Regions from separate parts of the Mus musculus genome. Here region 1 is linked to region 2. The links are chromatin contacts, found by Hi-C or POLR2A ChIA-PET in ENCODE. All regions are on one chromosome and are shown on one strand. The core of a region is the stretch at or near the end of the contact, and the rest is flanking DNA. Distances in the headings are between cores, read along the strand shown. Region 1 holds the start of Padi3 (peptidyl arginine deiminase, type III). Region 2 overlaps Gm13025 (a long non-coding RNA gene).

Region 1 (3,714 bases), core at 295-2,794, 130 kb before region 2:
TTCTGGTCCCTGCCCTGCCCTGGGGGGGCAGCAGCTGGGAGGAGGGACTCTACTCAGCACTTCTGAGCCTCCACAGCCATTATCTCTGCCCGAGCGGGTGACTGGCCACATTTTCTAGACCTGAGGAAACAAGCCCCAGGAGAAGAGATGGAATCCCGTCAGTACGTGGTGCAGCCGATCAAACCCGACTCCCCTGCCCAGAGTCCTTGTTCTTGCAGATACCTCTTGCCTCAGTTTCCCCATCTACAAGAGGGCAACCTACGCTGATATTCTTGGTCCTGATGACATTGGTCACTGTTGTATCATTTACCCCCTTGGGAGGGTTTGACCTCCAACATCAGCCTTAGGAAAGTGAGCCCATATCCACGTTACAACTGCCCAGCTGTGATCCCCTCAGCCAGGGCTCAATTGGTGGTGGTGGTGGGCTGAAGTAAGGTGTGTGTGTGTGTGTGTGTGTGTGTGTGAAGTGCCACCAGGAAGACCCTGAGGTAGGAGGAAGCTCACTCTCTCTCTAGTCTTACAACCCAAGCTTTTAATTAAGAAAGGCGGGCAGAGGTCCAAGAAGGTGGCCCAGTGGGTAAAGGTGCTAGCCACCAAGCCTGACGACTTGGAATGGACCTGGTAGGAGGAAACAAGTCCTCCAGCCTCTGCACAGGTGCCACGGCACAGGTGGGCACCACCTCTCCCAGAAATGTAAAAATCAGACCGATCTAGAAATACATATAGATGGGGAGGGGGGCGAAGCTGGGGATGTGGCTCGGTTGGTAGAGCCTAGCACACACAATGCTCTAGGTGTGATTTCCAACACCAGATAAAATGGAGTAGAGTGGTGCAGATCTGTAATCCCAGCGCTTGGGAGGCAGAAGGATCTGAGGTTTAAGACTGTTGTTAACCTCATAGTGAGTTTGGAGTATTTGAGACTCAGAGAGAGAGAGAGAGAGAGAGAGAGAGAGAATAAAAAGAGAGGAAGATGGGTGGAGAGAAGGGGGAGGGGAAGAGGCAGGGGGAAGGGGAAGAACGGGGGGGAGGGGGGAGGGGAGGAAGAGGGAAAGGGGGAGGGAGAGGGGGAGGAGCGAGGCAAGACCAACATTTCTCATAGGTTTGCATGAAGCATCCAGGGGCCACCTGCACTTCCGGTTGCCTGCACCAGGGTGAAGTGGGGCCTTGCATCCTGCATCCTCAGCGGCCCTTCCAGCAGTGTAAACAGAGGCAAGAGGACAGAGACAGGCCAGGACAAAGCCCTGGGTTCCCCTGCGTGTCCTCCCCCTCCCCCTCCCCCTAACCACCCCAGATGTGCTGGCCAAGCACCTGTGGGGACTTGTTTTCTCTCTAGGTAGAAATTAACTCCTTGGGTGCCCTGGGGTGGGAGCCCCAGGTTCATATGCAAATATCAGAACCCTTCCGGCCAGTCCTGAAGAGAGGATTGGCTCTTTGGCCTCTGAGAAGAGGCTGGGCTTCTAGAGCTAGAGCCAATAAGCTTGCGCCCTGAGCTGGAGGGGCGGAGCTGGGTACTTTAAAGGCACATCCTGGGGGACCTCTGGCTAGTGCTGGGTTTGGTGGCCAAAGCCCCCATCCTAGGCCGGCATGTCTCTACAGAGGATTGTGCGTGTGTCTCTGGAGCACCCCACCAGCGCTGTGTGTGTGGCAGGGGTTGAGACCATCGTGGACATTTATGGGTAAGAGTTGGTTCTGGAGGGTCTGGGGTTCGTCGTGTGGAGTCCGTGGGCCTTCACGGCTAGGAGCTGTGTTCCTCAGGGCACAGGCTGGGCCTACGGTGCCTCATCTGTAGTCTTAACCTGGGAACCTCTGCCCACTGTGGGAAGCGTGGGTCCTTCCTGCAGTCAGCCCCGTTCCCAGCAGGGTTTTTGAACCTGAGGATCCAGGCAGAGCTGAGCTCCGTACATTGGACTTAGACAGTTCTGGGGCCATGGGCTCATTTCTCGGTTTAAGGGTCCTTAGAAGAGACTGGTCACAAGAAAGGGAAGGGACCTGAACTCTCATCCTCCAACCCCTTATGAGCACAGGGAGAATCAAGTCATTTCTTAAAAGGCCACATCTACTCACGGACCTAGCACTTAAGGTGCCAAGCTCTGTCCCCAGAGCTGGTCACAGTTTCTCAGACTCCACCCTGACAAGAGCCCTGACGTTAACACTATCTCAGGTGATGTTCACAAAGTACCAGTGGTGGCACAGAGAGGTTGAGCCATTAGCCCATGTCACCTGGAGGCAAAGCTGAGCTTTGAGCCCACTGTAGACTTACTAAGGACTTCGTGTCTAGCTGCCCAGCCCCTGGAGCCCCAGGGCTTCAGATCCACGGTCACTCATCACCTATGCGCTGTGGCTGCTGTGGGCCAGGGTGGCTTGGCTAGGGGTTTTGTAGGACCGGGGCTGGTTTCTTAGGCTTTTGAGTCCCAGCTCTGAGACTGAGCTGAGGAGATTCCAAGGATGCAGGGATCAGGGTGTCACCTCTCAGACCTTCCTGCCCCCATCTTGGATGTGGCTTCAGCACTGGGCCACCAGAAGTCCCTGCGGGACTGTGCCACTCACTGTAACACTGTGAGAATCATCTTTGGTCTTCATTTGCCAGGGGCCGACAGTGCTCCCAACCCTGCTGGGCCAGCCAAAACTCAGACGTTGTCAGGTATGCCCCAGGGGCCAAAGTTTCACACCCTTTGAGAACAAACATCCAGAAGTAAGAGTTTCAAGTGTGGAGTGAAATCGGTTGGGGTCTGAGGTAGGGAGGGAAGGAGTGAGCTGCCAGTCACAGGAGATAACCAAGTCCGAGATAAGCTGCATGCCAGGAGCTAGCTCCTGGCTGCGGGTAGGTGGACTGTGAGATATGCAGAGGGGAGTCTCTGTAGCTTTAGCTTCCAAAGATTCGGGCAGGACAGGAAGTGGGATGGATGCTGCCTGGCGCCACAGCCTGCTCCAGGGCTGCGTGCCCATAGGGGTGACTCACTGCCCAGCTGCCTTGTGCCCATTGGGTAGATATATCTCCGGTTTGACTTGTCCAGGGAGCTGGGGATAGCTTCTCCTCCCCCTCCCTCTCCTGCTCCTCTCAGAGGTGCCTTCGAGGGTGGAGGATGGGCTGGGTGGGAGGCAAGCCGCTGGGCTGGGGGTAACTTGAGTGACTAGGGCCATGATGGGGATTCACCAAGAAGACTGGGGATGGGGCAGTCATGGGTGGTGGCAGGGCTTTGGTGTTTTCTAGGATTTCTGCACATAGTGATGGCCAATCCCCCTGGGAAATAGAGTATCACACTCACGGGGCATGGGCTTCTTTGAGCGTTGGTGTACAGCCGTCCTGGGGATGCTCAGAAGTGAAGGGTTGTTCTAGTGTCGGCCAGGCGCTGTCCAGTGAGGGTTGCAGAGATGACCTGTGTCTTGGTTGTGAGCCTTGCCTCGAATGGCTGAGCCATCTCTACAGCCCGCGACTTGTGTCTTGGAAGGGGATAGCAAGACTGGACATCTTAGGGTATTCTTCCCGGATCCTAGCCCTAGCCTACAAACCAGGAGCAGCAGGATGGTGGCTCAGCGCTGGCTCTGGTACTTCCCAGCTGCCTCATCTTGGGACGCTCTTTCCCCGGGGACTCTGCCTCTGGCTCTGTAATGTGATGAACCAGTGATGTGACTGGGCAGTGGGCTCTTGGTGGCTTGCGTCGTCTTGAGTATTTTACCCAGATGCCCCAGCTTACCACAGCGGCCTCGCCATCT
Region 2 (3,851 bases), core at 874-3,373:
CACACACATACATATACACATCTGTGCACACATACACATATGTATACATACACCCCACACCTATGCAGATACACATATACACACATGCATATACACATACATACACATGTAGAAACAGACACATGCACACAAATATATATACATACCCCACACTCATGCACACACACAAATACATATGCATGTGCACACATAAATACATATACATGCCCATGTATACGCAACATACATAACACCACTCTACATGCACAGATACACACTCTTTTTTTTTTTTTTTTTTGGTTTTTCGAGACAGGGTTTCTCTGTGTAGCCCTGGCTGTCCTGGAACTCACTCTGTAGACCAGGCTGGCCTCGAACTCAGAAATCTGCCAGCCTCTGCCTCCCAAGTGCTGGGATTAAAGGCGTGCGCCACCACTGCCCAGCACATATACACACTCTTACACACTCGTGCAGACAGACGCACAGAGACATACATACGTACACACCCATGCACAGACACACACAGACACATGCACACACAGAGACACATGCATACACACACAGCCGGGCCATCCTCTCTGGCACGATCACCCTCTGTGCTGTGTAAATGGAACTGATGTTCTCTGAAGAGGCTACATTTGTCTTTGAGGATCTGCAGCTCTCTTGACCTTGGCTGTGTAGAACATGACACTTCCAGAGAGATGAAGGGTGTAGGTCACGAGTGCATCATCCCAGTTGTCTTCAGTCTCCCGTAGTAACCATTTTCGATCCACCTCTTGTATGACCTGACATCCTCTTGACTTTTAGAAGACATTCTTGACACACAAGGATGCAGCTTCCATCAACCCTTAAGCTAAGACTTTGATTCGATAGGTTTTTGAAAGCAGGGAGCTGTGCTTGCCTGCAGCCTTCAGGAAGCCAATGCTTCGGCCTGGCACTTTATAAAGCAGGAATCGACACACACACCTGCAATCTCATCTTGGAAGGTGGAGGCAGGAGGATCAGAAATTCTACAGCATCTTTGGTCACACGGAGCGTGTAAGGCTAGTCTGGATTATGTCTCAAAACCAGGGAACCAGTCATGGTTGCCCGGGACTTTAATCCGGGCACTCAGAGGCAGGTGGATTTCTGTGAGTTCAGCTCAGCATTTCCTTCAGCTGCTATGGTTTGTCTACCTGAAGGCACGGCCAATGCATTCTAGTTTTGCTTTGGGACAGGGTTTCATGTATCTCAGGCTGGTTTAGAACTCACGACCCAGGTGAGGGTGACCTTGAACTGATCCTTCGGTTTTCTGAGCAATAGCATGGCAGGCACGCCCACATGCAGTGCTGGGGACTGAACCTCTGGCTTTGTGTACTAGGTGAGCGGTTGAGCCACATCCCACTCCCCCATCCCCCACCCCCTCTATAATGTGCAATGATTCACGACTTGCCTTTTGTCCTGTGACTATACAGGCCAACGTCACCTTCCCAAGTGTCATTTCCCAGTCCTTTGCACTAACTTGAACTTGAACCTACTACTGGTCCAGAGAATGGAATCTGTGGCTCGGGGTGGGGTGGAGGCGGGTCATTCACTTTCCCTAAGGGCCATTCCTAGGACAGTGGGGTCCTGGGAAGAGACAGGCAGAAGGAATTACTGAGATACTATGGTCTCCTCCCAGAAGCCCTGTCCCTAGTGGGGAAGCCCATTTATTGCAGCCACTTAATCTGGTAAATTTGTTTATTTAGCAAGCGTAAGTTTATCCTTTCTCCTATCTCTTTTTTAAGCCAGGTTTTGGGGGTTCCCTCTGACATTCCGGCCTTCCTTACACTTTCTCCAAAGCCTCCCTTGGCACCATGTGGCCGCTTGCTAGCCACGTGTCTGACTTCCGTCCCAGCTTAAATGGCATGGTCCCAGTTCCCTTTCTGTGCTCTCCTCCTCTGGGCAGCTGCGGAGGTTTACAGCCTGCCCGCCCTGGGGGTTTTCTTTTAGACTCTAATAAAATTGTCCTTGTGTCTCCAATTGAGTTCATTCTTAAATCCGTTTATTAATGAAGCTAGGAACCCCAGGAGGGACCCCCTCAGTTTCCCCAGATCAGTTTGGGCAGAGCTGCTGTTTGACATGAGCAACCGCAGCTGGCTCAGCGCTAGCCCCGGGGGGGGGGGCCCCCACCTCACAGATGTCAGCAGTTCCTCCTTCCTTTCAGCTGGAAAACCCGAAAATATCTCCTGACATTGACAGATGTTCTGTGGGGGGCAATCACAGCCCCCCTCCCTTCCTGATGGAGAACCACGAAACGGCTGGAAAAAATGACCTTCCACTGTGGTACAGGAGCTGGCGCTCCGGCTGGGGCCCCTCTGGGGGTCAGAACCAGATGTTCTGCTTTGATCCTGACAATCTAACAGACTGTGTGGCCATGTGTTTCCTATCTGCTGGGGGCCCAGAGACCTCATTGTTCTGGGGCGGGGCCTGAAGTCTGTGGGAATTACCAGGCTCCCTGTGGGACGGTAGAGGGAAGAACATGTCAGTGATGTCTTGGTTAATGAAGAAACATGCCATTCTGTGAAAGGGGAAAAAAAAGAGAGAGAGAGACAAGTTGGTATTAGGGGTGCGTGCCGGTGGTGGTCCCTCCTCTTGGGAGGTGGAGGCAGGGGGATTTCAAGTTGAAGACTAGCCTGGGCTACCTATTGAGACCTTGACTCAAATAAGTAGGTAAATCAGCAAGGTGTTAGTGAGCTCAGCAGTCAGGGACAAGGACACGCACTGCTGCTGTCCCTGGGGGGTGGGGGTGGGGTAGCTCACAATGATCTGATCTGTGCAGCCAGATCCAGGGAGTTGACACGTCTGGCCTCTGTGGGGACATGCACGGACTAAAGCGTCTGCCTCCTGCTCGAGATCTGATTCTAGGCACCCACGGAGGAGCCCGCTGAGCCTTTAGGCTTAGCATTGGAGAGACAAGAGACTGGGGATCCCTGGAGCTCCCTGAAGAGATGGACTCTGTGTTCAGTGAGAGAACGTGTCTCAAAAAGTAAGAGGAGGGGCTGGTGAGATGGCTCAGTGGGTAAGAGCACCCGACTGCTCTTCCAAAGGTCCAGAGTTCAAATCCCAGCAACCACATGGTGGCTCACAACCATCTGTAATGAGATCTGACTCCCTCTTCTGGAATGTCTGAAGACAGCTACAGTGTACTTACATATAATAAATAAATATAATAATAATAATACAAAAAGTAAGAGGAGAGGTTGGAGGTAGGGGGGTGGCTCAGTGGGTAAAGTGCTTACCAAGGAAACATGAAGACCAGAGTTCTCATCTCCGAACATCACCCACACAGATGCTGGGCAGGTGGGATGGCTGGCCTGTCATCCCAGCTCTTGGGAGACAGAGACATCTAGTTAGAGTATTGGGATTGGTGAGCTTGGGGCTCCAGTGGGTGGCCTTGCCTTGATATAAGTTGGGGGATGATTAAAAAAGACACCTGAAGCTGGGCGTGGTGCACGCCTTTAATCCCAGCACTCCGGAGGCAGAGGCAGGCGGATTTCTTTCTGAGTTCGAGGCCAGCCTGATCTACAGAGTGAGTTCCAGGACAACCAGGGCTATATAGAGAAACCCTGTTTTGAAAAACCAAAAAAGAGAGAGAGAGAGAGAGAGAGAGAGAGAGAGAAAGACACCTGACATTAGTTTACACACATATGCATGTGCACACACTCACACATATGAATAGGAAGAAAGACACACATGCATACCGTACCCTAAATGAGGCAGAGAGTCAATGAGGAAGACGCCTGATGATGTCCGCTTCTAACCTGCACGGGTACACACTTGCACATGCATGAACACGGCTGGATCTTGCCAGGTGTAGAATTCTGTGTGACCTCAGGCAAGCTCCTTGACCTCTC

The links. Hi-C counts contacts between places; a loop is a spot of excess contacts on that map. ChIA-PET counts read pairs that join two places held with the same protein, here RNA polymerase II (POLR2A).
Region 1: a map of left cerebral cortex shows a loop between it and region 2 (4-fold over the local background). The contact joins the promoter of Padi3 here to the enhancer-like site in region 2. A Hi-C loop is called at or near these places in 1 of 37 maps with a recorded cell type or tissue (left cerebral cortex). POLR2A ChIA-PET finds 5 or more read pairs at or near these places in 1 of 5 experiments (embryonic stem cell).

The regions. Positions count from the first base shown.
Region 1 is chr4:140,808,478-140,812,191 of GRCm38, reverse strand. It overlaps Padi3 (peptidyl arginine deiminase, type III), which reads left to right and starts at 1,544. Exons shown (of 16, transcript NM_011060.4): 1 at 1,544-1,676. The coding sequence starts at 1,585. It overlaps Gm13032 (predicted gene 13032), which reads right to left and starts at 1,199. Exons shown (of 3, transcript NR_045944.1): 1 at 1,089-1,199.
Region 2 is chr4:140,682,748-140,686,598 of GRCm38, reverse strand. It overlaps Gm13025 (a long non-coding RNA gene), which reads right to left. Exons shown (of 3, transcript XR_001784551.2): 2 at 3,704-3,851; 3 at 488-2,515. Among named protein-coding and RNA genes, the nearest start is that of Gm13025, 4.9 kb to the right of the region's middle. Within about 2 kb of position 2,123, at least 1 of the 3 ENCODE cell types and tissues checked has a DNase peak (open chromatin) inside an H3K27ac peak, as active enhancers do.